Regions from separate parts of the Homo sapiens genome. Here region 1 is linked to region 2. Evidence: read pairs that join two places in POLR2A ChIA-PET (ENCODE). Cell type or tissue: Panc1. All regions are shown on one strand. Region 1 overlaps KIF4A (kinesin family member 4A). Region 2 overlaps IGBP1 (immunoglobulin binding protein 1).

The links. ChIA-PET counts read pairs that join two places held together with the same protein. Peaks named below come from ENCODE experiments on the same cell type or tissue, not always from the same donor. Only the 100,000 strongest peaks of a DNase experiment are listed, where the experiment ranks them.
Region 1: POLR2A ChIA-PET joins it to region 2 with 21 read pairs; 2 of 35 experiments call an interaction of 5 or more read pairs at or near these places.

What each region holds. Positions count from the first base shown.
Region 1 is chrX:70,398,069-70,406,068 of GRCh38, forward strand. KIF4A (kinesin family member 4A) reads left to right here. Exons shown (of 31, transcript NM_012310.5): 23 at 4,498-4,627; 24 at 5,796-5,966; 25 at 6,647-6,754; 26 at 7,760-7,837. Among named protein-coding and RNA genes, the nearest start is that of GDPD2, 21 kb to the right of the region's middle. RefSeq lists a silencer at 4,509-4,731. In Panc1, no CTCF peak of the experiment used is centred here; no DNase peak of the experiment used is centred here.
Region 2 is chrX:70,162,862-70,170,861 of GRCh38, forward strand. IGBP1 (immunoglobulin binding protein 1) reads left to right here. Exons shown (of 7, transcript NM_001551.3): 7 at 2,972-3,463. The coding sequence ends at 3,120. Among named protein-coding and RNA genes, the nearest start is that of DGAT2L6, 11 kb to the right of the region's middle. In Panc1, no CTCF peak of the experiment used is centred here; a DNase peak (open chromatin) is centred at 4,555.

The sequences.
Region 1 (8,000 bases), 240 kb after region 2:
TCACTCTTGCCCAGGCTGGAGTACAATGGCGCGATCTTGGCTCACTGCAGCCTCTGCCTCCTGGGTTCAAGTGATTCTCATGTCTCAGCCTCCCAAGTAGCTGGAATTACAGGCACATGGCACCATGCCTGGCTAATTTTTGTATTTTTAGTAGAGACAGGGTTTCACCATGTTGGCCAGGGTGGTCTCGAACTCCTGGCCTCAAGCGATCGGCCTGCCTTGGCCTCCCAAAGTTCCAGGATTACAGGTGTGAGCCATTGTGCCCAGCCAAGGGCTGGCTTTTTAAGTGCTGGTTATTAAAAATTTACCTACATACCATATGCGTAAGTAAATGATTATGTAAATGTAGGGCTGGTGCCAAGTAGAAGGAATTAGAGGTGAGTTTAGTTAGGAGAATTTTTTTAGAACTGATGAGACTTAAACTACATTTTGGAATAGATAAGGGACACGAATTGTCAGAGAAGACAGGAAAGGGCCAATGATAGGTGACAACTCTGAAGTGTTGTGCCCCACCTCTTCCAGAAGCCTTCCCTGACTTTTTAATCCCTCACTAATCTTCCTTGTTCTCTAAACTCTTTCAGAACTTATGATACTCAATTATGACATACTGCTGACATGTTATCTTTATGTTTATTGTTTTATGTTTATTAATTTTGTCATTCTAAAGACAGACTGTAAGCTTGTTGAAGGAAAGGACTCTACATTAGACCAGGGTTTTCAAAGTGTGGGCCGCAGATTACTGGGGAGCTCATGAGCCAGTGATCAAAACTATTTTCATAATAATATTAAGGCATTATTTGCCTTTTTTGCTACATTGGAATTTGCACTGAAAATGCAAAAGCCATAGTGGGCTAAAGTGCTGACACCCTAGGCTGAATGAAAGCAGTGGCACCAACCTGAACTAGTAGTCATTGTATGCTTCACCACTATATACTCTCAGGTTTTAAAAAAACAAGCCAGTCTTAATTAAGAATGGTGTTGCGAAAGCAGTAAAAGTTGTTGATTTTACTAAATCTGGACCCTGGAGTTCATGTCTGTGTTACATCCTGTGTGACGAAACAGGAAGAACACAGAAAGCACTTCTACTGCATGCTGAATATGATGGTCGTCTCAAGAAAAGCACTGCGATTGTTTGAGGTGTGAGCTCAATAGGCCTCTTTTTTCATGGGACATCATTTTTACTTAAATGAACAACTGACAGACAAACTGTGGTTATTAAGACTTGGTTACTTGGCAGACATTTTCTCAAAAAGAATAGAGCGAGCCTGTTGCTTTAAGGAAAACAGCTGACAGTGTTTGTTACCTAAGACAAAATGTGAGCTTTCAAGCAAAATTTGGATTTGGAAAACTTGTATCTGCCACTGTGAACTTGACAGTTTTTCATAACTTTTCTGATAAGACCAGTAGTGATATTAACAAGTGTGATTTTAAAAATATATATTTTATAGAATGAAATGTGTTAACATTTGGAAGATCTGCATGACTCTGGAGTAATATTGTCCAAATGGCACTTTATAGAATGATGTATTCGTAAATGAGCCATTCAGATTGCAAGATAGACTGATGAATTTTAATATGAGAGAATATAAAAAAGTTTATGGAAATCATCATTCTCAGTAAACTATCGCAAGGACAAAAAACCAAACACCGCATGTTCTCACTCATAGGTGGGAACTGAACAATGAGAACACATGGACAGAGGAAGAGGAACATCACACTCTGGGGACTGTTGTGGGGTGGGGGGAGGGGGGAGGGATAGCATTAGGAGATATACCTAATGCTAAATGATGAGTTACTGGGTGCAGCACACCAGCATGGCACATGTATACATATGTAACCTGCACATTGTGCACATGTACCCTAAAACTTAAAGTATAATAATAATAAAATAAAAACAACAACAACAACAACAAAGTTTATTAATAAGTTTCAGATTCAACATTGCAACTAACTCTTTTTTTTTTTTATTATACTTTAAGTTTTAGGGTACATGTGCACATTGTGCAGGTTAGTTACATATGTATACATGTGCCGTGCTGGTGCGCTGCACCCACTAACTCATCATCTAGCATTAGGTATATCTCCCAATGCTATCCCTCCCCCCTTCCCCCACCCCACAACAGTCCCCAGAGTGTGATATTCCCCTTCCTGTGTCCATGTGATCTCATTGTTCAATTCCCACCTATGAGTGAGAATATGCGGTGTTTGGTTTTTTTGTTCTTGCGATAGTTTACTGAGAATGATGATTTCCAATTTCATCCATGTCCCTACAAAGGATGTGAACTCATCATTTTTTATGGCTGCATAGTATTCCATGGTGTATATGTGCCACATTTTCTTAATCCAGTCTATCATTGTTGGACATTTGGGTTGCAACTAACTCTTAAGGAGGTACCGCTTGTTGAGTTTTAGTGTAGTCTCAAAGAAGACTATTTGCAGTTATCTGAAAAGGCTATTAAAATACTCCTTTTCCCATCTGCATATTCATGTGAGGCCAGATTGTCTTCATTTACATCAACTAGAACAACATGTCACAAAAGATTGCATACAGAGGGAGACATAAGAATCCAGCTGTCTTCAACTAAGCCAGACATTACAGAGATTTGCAAAAGTGTAAAATAATTCCTTTTCTTACTATTTATTATCTCAGAAAATGCTACTTTTCAGAAAATATGTAATGTATAATAGGTTTATGTTTTTTTTTTGTTTTTGTTTTTTTGACAGAGTCTCACTCTGTCACCCAAGCTGGAGTGCAATGACGTGATCTCGGCTCACTGCAACCTCCACCTCTTGGGTTCAAGCAATTCTCCTGCCTCAGCCTCCCAAGTAGCTGGGATTACAGGCACCTGCCACCAGGCCCAGCTAATTTTTTGTATTTTTAGTAGATACGGGGTTTCACCATGTTGGCCAGGCTGGTCTCGCTCCTGACCTCAGGTGATCCACCTGCCTCAGCCTCCCAAAGTGCTGGGATTACGGGAGTGAGCCACCGCGCCCCGCCAATAGGTTTATGATTTTTTTTTTTTTTTTTTTGAGATGGAGTCTTGCTCTGTCGCCAGGCTGGAGTGCAGTGGCACAATCTCAGCTCGCTGCAACCTCCGACTTGCTGGTTCAAGCAATTCTCCTGTCTCAGCCTCCCAAGTAGCTGGAATTACAGGCACACGCCACCACCCCTAACTAATTTTTGTATTTTTAGTAGAGACAGGGTTTCACCATGTTGGCCAGGATGGTCTCGATCTCCTGACCTCATAATTTGCCTGCCTCGGCCTCCCAAAGTGCTGGGATTGCAGGCGTGAACTACCTCGCCCAGCCTAGGTTTATGATTTTTAAGTGAATTAATTTTTTTTTTTTTTGAGATGGAGTATTGCTCTGTCTCCCAGGCTGGAGTGCAATGGCACGATCTCGGCTCACTGCAACCCCCACCTCCCGGGTTCAAGTGATTTTCCTGCCTCAGCCTCCCAAGTAGCTGGGATTACAGGCACCCACCACCACGCCTGGCTAATTTTTGTATTTTTAGTAGAGCCGGGGTTTCACCAGGTTGGCCAGGCTGGTCTCGAACTCCTGACCTCAGGTGATCCACCCACCTCGGCCTCCCAAAGTGCTGGGATTACAGGTGTGAGCCACTGCGCCCAGCTAAAATTTTTTTCAGTTGTACTTTCTAATACTATAAATCTCTATAGGTATAACACATGTGAACAGAATGTCCTAGATGTCTTCAATAATTTTTAAGGGTGTAAAGGGGTCCTGAAACCCCAAAATTTGAGAACTACAGTCTTAGATTATTTTCATACCCATCTTCCTTATAGTACCAAACTTATCACTGCATATGAAGCACATGCTGGTATACTCTTTCTCACTAGACACAGAAGAAATTTGAGAAGAAAGCTATTAATTAAACTGAAATACTGTGTAGATTTTGGTCTAGGACATACTTGATCAGAAAGTACCCAGAAGCTATAACCAGGGTCAGAATATCTAGTCTTCTTAGAAACTTCTCGGTCTTGTGGCAGGCACATCAAGATAACCTCTCACAATGCCAGCCATGGGTATCATTTTGGTACTTGATTGTAGTAAAGAGCATATCTACCTGTTCTTTTGAGCTTTTTCCTTCAAGTCTCCAACCTGAATCTTATCCTTGCATGGGTGGACCATCATGTCACAGTCTGAGCTTATATGGCCTCAAGACAAAGTAACATATTATACTTAATCCACTACAACAAAAGCCTTACTGTGATAAGTCTTTCCAAGTCCCACTTTATGACCCATTTATTTCAACCAGTATTTAATGGAATAAAACCATTTAAATAGTCTCTTAGAGTCCCTTTGTTACAAGATTTGCGATACTATGTAAAATCCTAACCAGATGACTTAAACATTATTTAAATGATATTTAACTGATAGCTCCATCCATAAAATTATTTGAAGTTTCTCCTCAGAGCTCTTCCCCCTTCTTGATGTTCAGGCTACTTGCAATAAGGCTTACTGTTTCTTTCCCTGAAGGAGTGCTCAGATTGCTGACCTACAGCAGAAGCTGCTGGATGCAGAAAGTGAAGACAGACCAAAACAACGCTGGGAGAATATTGCCACCATTCTGGAAGCCAAGTGTGCCCTGAAATATTTGATTGGAGAGGTAAACATCACTCTAACCAGCAGTTAGGAGGCTGGCTGTGTAGGTTGAAATGGGATGTTAGCCTTGAAATATTGTCAAAGTGTTATTGCCACTTTTCATGGTAGAAACCCTAATAACACTAACATTAGAGAGTTTAGTAGATAAAGGTTGGTGTAAGCAAGTACAGGCCAGTCACTTACAAAAATATAATATGACTCACAAATTGATGCCCGTTGTGACTGGCCTATAGCAAGTGCTGAATGCGTGTTAGCTGTTGTTATTAGGAAAGACCAGAATGCCATAGTGGGTCACTGGCTAAACATCAACTGTTATACTGTACTACTTTTTAAAACCCCTATGAGATGTATATTCAAAAATTTAAGATCCAGTCTAGAAAAGGGAAAACCTAAGCATCTTTTGACATATAAAGATTCATTTTAGGGAAAAGCCATCTTTGCTGACCTTAAAATGATATGTCACCTTACGTTGTCACAAGAGGAATGAAAATTGATTGCCTCTGGTGATTGAAGCATTTTCACTCAAGATAAGCATACAAACTCCAAACCCACAAGTTTAAACAATGCTACCCTTTATACATTTTTGTGTTAGCTTAGCAGATTTGTTCTACTAAGGAAATCTTGATCAGTCTTGTGAACACTGGTACTTATGATGTTCACCATCTGGGCTAGTAGTGAATGTAAAACTAGGCCAGTGTAGGATATGTAGCCTGAAGAGCCAGATCTGCAGTCTCAGTCTACAAGTTCTAACATGTGAATATAGACATTCTGAAATGGGACATAATTGGCCATAAGGGTGTGTCCTGTGGATTTTGCTTAAAAATTAAGGAAGAACTTCTTAAATATCAGAATTTGTAATTGTCAGATACTATTCGGGTTAGCTTTATTCTTGCCTTGAGGCAGAGCAAGAAATAAAATGGCCTTAGCAGTGGCTTCTAGCCCCAAGATACATGTCTCAGCAGAAATGTGGACTCTTGGCCTGGGAATAGAACAATAGTATATTTACTATTCAATGTTGGAATCCATATGACATGAAAAAATAAGAATAGACTTGAACATGGAGGAATTTTTCTCAGACCCTTTCAAGAAAGCTGACATTATCCTGCCTGTTGAAAGGGGGAAAGAAAGGTGGTCATTCTTCAAATAAACTGATCTTCTTTTATTCCTTCCAGCTGGTCTCCTCCAAAATACAGGTCAGCAAACTTGAAAGCAGCCTGAAACAGAGCAAGACCAGCTGTGCTGACATGCAGAAGATGCTGTTTGAGGAACGAAATCATTTTGCCGAGATAGAGACAGAGTTACAAGCTGAGCTGGTCAGAATGGAGCAACAGCACCAAGAGAAGGTAAACTCTAGCAAGTCAAGAAGCTATACTGTGAAACTATCATTGCCTTGTATTGTTAGTTTTAAAAAAAAAGTGGGGATATGAAATTTCTTTCAAAAGTCCACGTGGCCTTTTCTAAATTTTGCAAATAAAAAGAAACCTGAAGCAGAGACGTGACTTGTCTAACTTTATACATACCAGTGACAATGGCTCTGGGTTTCCAACTTAAATATGAATATTAACAATATTAACATGCTGAGAAACAGGCCCAGCGTGGTGGCTCGTGCCTGTAATCCCAGCACTTTGGGAGGCCAAGGCAGGCAGATTGCTTGAGTCCAGGAGAGTGAAACCCCATCTCTACAAAAAATTACAGGAAATTAGCTGAGTGTGATGGTGTGCACCTGTGATCCCAGCCACTCATAAGGCTGAAGTGGGAGAATCGCTTGAACCCGTGAGGCAGAGGTTGCTGTGAGCCATGATCGTGCCATTGCACTGCAGCCTGGGCAACAGAAAGAAAAAAAAAAACTATGCTGAGAAACATCCATGCTGTACTTACTACTTCATGCCATGACAGCAAATGAGAACAGTTTACTTCTAAATCACAAGAGAGCAGTCACCTGGATCACTGCTTGAACTAAGTCAAAATTTCTTTTTCCCCTTGGTACCTTTGTTACCACCCATTGGATCGTGTCTTTCTCTAGGTGCTGTACCTTCTCAGCCAGCTGCAGCAAAGCCAAATGGCAGAGAAGCAGTTAGAGGAATCAGTCAGTGAAAAGGAACAGCAGCTGCTGAGCACACTGAAGTGTCAGGTATGATCACGAGAGGTCTCCAGAGATGAGTTTCACAGTACTAACTGAGAATCTTGTCTCATTTAGACCCTTGTACTTGCAGCAGAGAGTAATTAACTACTGGAAAAAGTATTTATAATGGTAGCCTCTACTGCTTTTAGGCCCTATTTGATCAGGTTAGGGGTGCTTAGAGTGTAGCCATATATAGGAATAACCTCATTTTGGGTACCAAAATGGCAGCACATACTCCATATCAGACTCTGAGGCCTTGTGGTTCTTGGCGTCAACCCTGAGCTCTAAAGAGTTGAGGAAGTGAAATCATCCAGTAGTTACTTAGAATCCTAGGGCCATTCAAATGGTATGAAGAGCTTGTTCTTCTGTGCTGAGACCTGACATATTTGTAAAATGCCTGGGGTCTGAATTTCTTCCAGAGGCTAGGAACACCACACCCTTTAGTGGCATGTTGTAGCACTATTTTAGTCTAACTTAGAATCTTTTTCCTGAACCACCAGTCTGTAGGGTTTCCTTGGCACCTTCCATCTAAGACATAAGCAAACTAGTTAAGGTTGTATGCATGAATCTGGGTGTCTTAGGTGCCAGGTAGTTCGGTCAGGCTTACTAAAGTAGCAAGTAAACTGCCTAGTCTATGTTGAGAAGGGTAAAGAGAAGCATCTATAGACTTCAAGAAAATAGAGCTAAGTTTCTGCGGGTTTCTTAATCAGCATCCGAATGTGAATAAGGGATATGAAGCTAAGGAATGGAAAAGAATAAGGAAGGCTTGTCGGGCAGAGTCCACGGTTCCTATGAATGTGGTCAGAGCTGCTGGGGAGCATTGGAATGGAAGTGGCATTCAGGGCACCTAGGAACTGGGAATCAGACATTTTTCTGGGTGCCAGTGCCTGCTGTGCAAAAACCATCTGCTGCCAGCAACTTGGCAGCAGTATGTTTTCATCTATGTGAGTTGTTTGGTAACCCACATGTAGTGCCCAAAATAACCCCATATATCACTGCACTATCTGGAAATAGGATGAAGAACTTGAGAAAATGCGAGAAGTGTGTGAGCAAAATCAGCAGCTTCTCCGAGAGAATGAAATCATCAAGCAGGTAATACAGTTTCCCACCCACTTGATAAGCCCTAAGAGACCCCGTTGCTACTGAGGCCAGCTCTTGGGACCAACCCCCATTGTGGTGACTTGGCTTTATTTCATGAGGTCTACATTTAGTTTCCATGTGACATATGCATTTCAAAGTGGAATAAACATAAGTT
Region 2 (8,000 bases):
CACTCGGGAGGATGAGACAGGAGAATCGCTTGAGCCCAGGAGGCGGAGGTTGCAGTGAGCCAAGATCACACCACTGCACTCCAGCCTGGGTGACAGAGCAAGACTCCTTTGTCTCAAAAATAATAATAATAGTTGCAACTGGCTGAAACTCACCAGATATGTTTAAATCTCTAAGTTCATAATTATATATATATATTTTTATTTTTTTAGAGGTGGGTCTCACACTCTGAGCCCAGGCCAGGCTCAAGCAATCCTCCTGCCTCAGCCTCTCGAGTGAGTAGGACTACAGCCATGCACTACCATGCCTGGCAGATTTTAAAAGTTTTTTTCTTTTTTATAATTTTTTGAGCCAATATAAGTGTCATAAATATTTTTTTTGTAGACACAGGGTCTCGCCATCTTGCCCAGGATGATCTCGAACTCCTGGGTTCAAGCAGTCCTCCCACCTCAGCCTCTCAAAGTGCTGTGATTACAGGTGTGAGCCATCGTGCCCAGCCCATAATTATATTATAAAACAAGACCAAATTATTCAACCTCAGAGGCTAATAAGGGAACCCAATATCTTGAGAAATGGTAAATAAAGGGAAAGAGTCAAGTATTTTATCTTTTCTACTAGGTAACCAAATAGTAGTTGATGAGGGGAAGGCTCTCTTTGTAAAAGTATTCCAGTTAATTTTAAAAAGTTAAAATTAAGGGTATCACCTTTTTGAAACCCCCCAATAAATGAATGGGTCTCGGCATTGAGCATCAACAGCTCCTAACATTACAACGAGACAGAGATATTTACATGCCTCCTGATGAAGGAATGCAGCACCACCTATAATTATAATTCATGCTGAAGGGATCAAACTTGAGTCAAATCAAGCCTCTGTATTCAGCTGCCAATCTGCAGAAAATAAAGGAGGACATGTTAGACTGCATCATGAGTATGCAATCAGCAAAATCCAGTCTTTGGGAAACAAACTCTACAGGTCATATGCCCCAACTTCTTCAACAGATAACTTGAAAGAAAGGGGTGGAGGGGGAACCCATAGATTTAAAAAGATATCAAAACATTTTTAAATAGGCAAGGCTAACCTCAAAAATACGATGCTAGGCCAGGCGCAGTGGCTCACACCTGTAATCCCAGCACTTTGGGAGGCCGAGGCAGGCAGATCACTTGAGGTCAGGAGTTCGAGACCAGCGTGGCCAATGTGGTGAAACCCCATGTCTACTAAAAATACAAAAATTAGCTGAGTGTGGTGGCAGGCACCTTTAATCCCAGCTACTCGGGAGACTGAGGCAGGAGAATTACTTGAACCCGGGAGGTGGAGGTTGCAGTGAGCCAAGATCGCACCACTGCTCTCCAGCCTGGGAGACAGAGCAAGACTGTCTCAACAACAACAACAAAAAAAGGTGATGATGCTAAGTGAAAGAAGTCAGCCGCAAAAGATCACAGATTACATGATTTTGATTTCATGTGTATGAAATGTCCAGAATAGGCACATCTATGGAGACAGAAAGTTGATTCATGGTTCTAGGAGCTGGGGGCAGGGAGGGAAGGAATGGGAATTAACTGTAAATGGGCACAAGGGATCTTTTGGGGTTATAGAATTTTTTAAATTGGATTGTGGTGATAGTTGCACAACTCTGTACTAAAAAATACATTGAGTAAAAAAATGAATGTACAAATGGACAATTACAGTGTCTAGTGGTATGCACTTGGGTGATAAAGCTGTGATGAACTCTAGGAAGTTATTACTATAAAAAGCAGTATAGAGGTTACTTTTGCAGGGGAGGAGAGTTGATTTGTATAATGTACACAGAGAGGCTTTTAGGGTGGATACAGGAGATCTGTTTCTTGACCTGAGTGGAGGCTATAAGGCCTCCTTACAAAAATTTGTTTTATATGTACTTGTGTGGTTTCCACCATGTTTTATTTTATAGTAAAGGGTTTAAAAGAAAAGAACGAGGCAAGGTGGCTCACGCCTGTAACCCCAGCACTTTGGGAGGGCCGAGACCAGCCTGGGCAACATAGGGGAAGACCTTGTCTCCACAAAAAATGTAAAAATTAGCCAAGTGTGGTGGTTCATGCCTGTGGTTCCAGCTACTCGGGAGGCTGAGGCAGGAGGATGACTTGAGCCCAGGAGTTCGAGGCTACAGTTAGCCATGATCACACCACTGTACTCCAGCCTAGGCAACAGAGAGAAACCCTATCTCAGAAAAAAAGACTCCTGAGCTGTTAGAAGAGATCAGATCCCCACACATTTCATTCATAGTAATGAGACTATTTCTCATGAGCAAAGTCAGAGTAGCCAGGAAAATGCTGCTTTACCTCACAAAGGAAAAAAAATGCAAAAGAGATGCAGCAGTTGGTTTAATTTCTTTTGGGTGTACACTGCATGATAAATGCCATTTGGACCTCAGAGCCTATTTCAAGCACTGCAAAATAATACGTAGGCATTCTTTTCTGGTAGGTCCAACTGCCCTGTGATTTTCAATTTTATGCACAAAAACTTATGTATGACTATAGTAAAGGAAATGGATGGAGGAGGAAACGTCAACTGCAATCCCACCCCCCTGGCAACTCACAAATCACAAATTCATAAATATTTTTTCTTTCCTGTTTTTGGATTGCAGGGGTTGTTTGATGGTGGTGGTAATGTTTTTGTTTAGGGGCTTGGGGGGGGTGGGTGTTGGCCATTTTTGCAAGAATTCTCTTCCAAAATAGAATTCATTCTGAGGGGCACCTTTTATGATTTTTGCCTTCTTGTGGAAACCACTTAGAGCATCCTTTCGTACTATTTTTTAACATGCGATATATTAGGTAATGCAAGTTCTCTCCCCGCTTCCGCCGGGCTCAGGGTAGGCAGCTGGCTGTATTCCTGTTCTCATTGCATGTGGTTGTGCTCAGAGTGGAACTGAGGCCCCTGACGTTACTTATTAACATTCCCTCAATTTCTCACCTCCCTTTCTAATTTTTCCACTTTAGAGGAATTCAGAAAAGCAGCTCAGCAACAGGAAGAACAAGAAGAAAAGGAGGAAGAGGATGATGAACAAACACTCCACAGAGCCCGGGAGTGGGATGACTGGAAGGACACCCATCCTAGGGGCTATGGGAACCGACAGAACATGGGCTGATCTTCCCACAACACCACAGGACTGCAGGGTGCACAACTCCCCTGCCAAGGAAAACCATGCAGTCCTCCCCTCCCTGGTCTCCTGCTTCAGCTCTGTACAACGAGGGCAAAGATGCTAAATCTTGCTTTGCATTCAGTAAAGTGTCAAGTGATTAAGTGTGTATTTGTACCCTAGATGATATGAACCAGCAGTCTTGTTTTGGCATCATCCTCATCATGTTGTATTCCAGCTTCTTAAGTGGAAGGAAAAGAGTGCTGAGAAATGGCTCTGTATAATCTATGGCTATCCGAATTCTCTGAAAAAATAATAAAAGTCCCCTCTATTATATGAGCCTGTACAGAAATATGGCTATCAGCTGCTTTTTTTTTGCCGGGGGAGTGGGGACATTTAGCTGTGGGTCTCTGGGCTTATGGGGAGATGCCCTTTGATGTGGGCAGTGAATTGGTCCAGCATCAGATCTGCCCAGGCATTCTCCTTCCTACTGGGCATATGATATGAAGCCATATAAGTAGCACCCTGCACCATGAAGCAATCCAGCACTCTACAAGGGGAGATCATAAAAACCAGAGCTTTCCCTGGTACACAGCACTATTCTCAGAAACTATAGCTGTAAGGTGAATGGACCGCAAAGGGATGTAGTCTACTTCCCAGTCCTATCTACCTCGTCCTAGCTTGGCCAGAAGAAATGAGAGATAGAGGAGGCACTCTTAAAAGTCATCCTTGTGTATGTATCTGAGGCCAGAGCCTTTACTCTCATGCGTTTACCATATATCCCTTAGGGTGAAGAGTAGCCTCAGGCCATAGCCTTTTTTTTTTTTTTTTTTTTTTTTTTGAGACGAGTGTCATTCTGTTGCTGGAATGCAATGGCGTGATCTCAGCTTACTACAACTTCCACCTCCCTGGTTCAAGCAATTATCCTGCCTCAGCCTCACAAGTAGCTGGGATTACAGGCGCCCGTCACCACACCCAGCTAATTTTTGTATTTTTAGTAGAGACGGGGTTTTACCATGTTGGTCAGGCTGGTCTCGAACTCCTGACCTCGTGAGCCACCCACCTCGGCCTCGAAAGTGCTGGGATTACAGGCGTGAGTCACCGCACCCAGCCATCCTAACTCTTCAATTGGCCCTTCTTGCCTATGCTGTGAGATACTTGGCACAATCCAAACTAATGGCCTGGGTAAATGTGCTGTGGTGGTCGTTTGGCTGCTTAGTGAGGTGCCTGCAGTCACGCAGATAATGGGTGTGGAGGAGGGGGACAGTACAGATGACACTGCAGGGTACCTACTTTCTGGGGAACAGAGAAGACAGTGTCCTCAGCTCTTGCGTTGGCATCCTATAAAAGCAGCCATGTGTTGAAACAAATGATATGCACAGAAAGCATACTTCTGTGGCTTTGTTACACGGGTTTTCTTTCAAGAGGAAGATGACTCAGCCCTCCCAGCTTCTGCAGTCTAGCTTAGGAGAGGTGTTTGAAAAGGAGACTCAGTTCCCTCTTGTTTATAGGGTGGTTAGTGGAGGGCTGTCAGGTGATGAGGGGGAGGTTGTGTTTCGTGGGAGATGACAGAAGACTACCAATAATCTATTTGTATACTGCTTAATGAGGAGTCATCTCACCCTCACAACATAAGCTCCTGAAACTGGGAGAGCACAGATTAAATCCCCCAAGGATTTGGAAAGCAACATTTTCCGCTCTCTTCCAGTGGCTGCCAGCCTGCCTCTAGCAATGGCCTATTTCCTGTTTTTGAAACTCCACCCTGAGTTTATTCCCAAATGGGCCAGGTTGGAGTTACCTCTTGGTCCAAGTCCGTTGAAGATTGGGCCTTCCAGGAGGCCCAGCTCAGTTAAACAGCTTCACACATCCTGATATCTAACAGGCAAACCAGACAAGGTGGGTTTGAATTCTGGCTTTAAAAATTGCAGGCTGACAGAAAGACAAACTTCGCATGTTCTCGCTTATTTGTGGGAACTAACAAAACAATTGGACTCATGGAGATAGATAGAGTAGAAGATTTACCAGAGACTGGGAAGGGTACTGGGGTGGGGATGGGGATGGTTAATGGATACAAAAAAATATAATGAATAAGACCCACTATTTGACAGCACAACAGGGCGACTATAGTCAATAATAATTTAATCGTACATTTAAAAATAAAAGTGTATAATTTGTAACAAAGGAGAAATGTTTAAGGGGATAGATACCCCATTTTTCATGATGTGATTGTTATGCATTGCATGCCTATATCAAAACATCTCAGGTACCCCATAAATATATACACCTATGCACCCCCAAAACTAAAAAATAAGAAAATCAAAAATTGCAGGCTGTGTGACGTGACCTTGGGCAATAAGACTCTGAGCTGCCTTTTCTTCGGTGTATGTAGATAAGCTGTCTCCTGGGGCTGTGAGGATTAAATGAATAATGGCACCTATTATCTGTAAACTCAGGCAACTGAAGAGTAAGTGCTTTCTGTTAGCTTAGTGACTGCAGTCTGTCCACTGAGAAGGGAAAGGAAATGGACAGATATTGGGCCCCTGGTATGTGCCAGGCACTTTCCCACACTATTAATACAATGACCCTGCGAAACTTGATTTCTTCAAGTTCACACTAGTAAGATGTTATGCTGCTGTCATTTTCCATGTGCTTCCCAATTGCTTGTGCTTTTAGCTGTGTCTTAAAGCTGCTTCAAAGAGGAGCAGCTTTAGAAATCCAAACTAAAACAACCATGTCTACATCAGTGGAGCTCTAGAAATTCCTTCTTAGCTGACTCACCAAAGCAAAGGTTATGCCAGCTCCCCCGCCACTGCCCCCTCAGCTGGGGGATAAGAAGACGGAGGTGGTGAGCAAGCTCATCTTCCTCCATTTTCCTCCCCAGTTCTGTCTGCCTGAAGGCCGGAGAAACCAAAAAAGCACCACCTTCTCTACTCCCACCAGAGGCGAGTTCTTTCAGGGTCCTAGAGTGAGCTGGGTTTGCTGGATTCCCGGAAGCAAAGACTCTTAAAGTTCTCAATGATAGTACTGCTTCATAGTTTGCAAAACACTTTCACATATGCTGCTTATTTCATTCTCACAACCTGTCAAGCAAGATCTGATATCTTCACACAGCTAAGAAGTAGAGCACGCAAACAGATCAGCTTAGCCAAAGTATTTGCTCTCTGCGGCCCTCACGTGGAGGCCAATTAGATTTGGAAGAGGAGAATGCTAGGCACTATTTCCTTTAATGCCGTTACACACTGATTTGTCCTTTCCACTCTTGTTCCTCTCAACACCCCTGTGAGAAAGGGCAAGGGGAGAAATGAGCTGACTTCAAACCCAAGAAGTTGGAGTTAGAGTCCTGAGTCAAAGTCTCAATTCTGGGGGCTCTGCCACTCCCAAGCTGGGTGGCCCCAGGCAAAGTCTTCTGTAAAACCGCCTCTCTGTGTCACCCAAACCCCAGAAAGTCCTCCTCCGCTGACCCTGCGCCTGCAGTTTGCTCATTAGCACAACAGGAGCATAGCCACCTGTCTCTGTTGGGCACGCTACAGCAATAGGGTATTGTTGTCACTGTCTCCTTGCAAAACAGCTGTCCCCAAAACCTGTGCATCATTTCCTCACAGATTCCTTTTAACCCACTCATCAAAGGTGCAAGTCAACAGGGCACGGTTCGTTTCTGTCCATCACAAGGAGGCGTGGGTTCTAGTCCCAGCTCTGTCACTGTCTTAGCCCCTCTGAGATGGCAGCCAATATCTGCCCTACTTACCTCACAGGCCAGGGTGGGGAGCAAATGAAATCATATAGGCAAAAGCACTTTGAACAGTTATAAGACACGACACAAGAGTGACGAGTAAGAGCAGCAGGCTGTTGGTAAGCTGGAGGGACGGAGGAGGGGATGCTTTTTTTTTTTAATTTTGGTAATAGAGAAGGGGTCTCCCTGTGTTGCCCAGGCTGGTGTCAAACTCCTGGGTTCAAGCGATCCTCCTGCCTCAGTCTCTCAAGTAGCTGAGATTACAGGTGTGAACCACCATACCCTGCTGATTTTTGTATTTTTTGTAGAGATGGGGTTTCACCATGTTGCCCAGGCTGGTCTCGAACTCTTGGGCTCAAGTGATCCTCCTGCTTGGCCTCCCAAAGTGCTGGGATTACAGGCATGAGCCACCGTGCCCGGCCTTTTTTTTTTTTTTAAATTCAGCAGTTCACGACTTAAACCCTTGCTCCTCCGATGCTTTCTCAATCAGTCTTCTAGATCTCACCACCAGCCAAGAGGTTTGTGACATGCTTTTCTTCATGTGCTGAAATGACCAGCAAAAAAAAAGAACTATGCACAGTGAAAACTGGGAACCAGTTTTTACATATCTGCCTGCCAGGCCACCTTTGACAAATGTATGTGAAAAGATGATGGGCAAAGTCTTAGATTTCAGTGTCTTGTTCCAACTGGCAACAAATCCCTCAAAGAGAGTAGAAGTGAGCAATGTCTTAGGCTGGCCTAGTCCAGTGTGGTAGCAGGAATAAAAATTATGGCTACTGTGTATTAAGCACCTACTATATACTAGGAGCTTTACATACAGTATTTCTAATCCTCACAACACCCAAGGGAGATACTATTATAGTCTCAGTCTGTCGATGAGGAAATTGAGGTTTAGAGAAGAGATTTCCCAAAGATCACTAAGCTCTAAGTGGTTGAGCTGGGCCTGGATTCCAGGTTGGCCTGAGGACATATGAAGGTAGGAAATACATCCTGGTGGTACACTGCTCTGGGGATAACCCCTTCCCTTTCTCTGTCCAAGTTTTGAGCAAAAATTCCTGCTGGCCCCTTCAGGGACAGTCTGAGACCTGCTCACTAGGGGCAAACCCCACTCAGAAATCTACCCCTCCTGGGGCCCTCGCATCACTCAACCCGCAGTGGA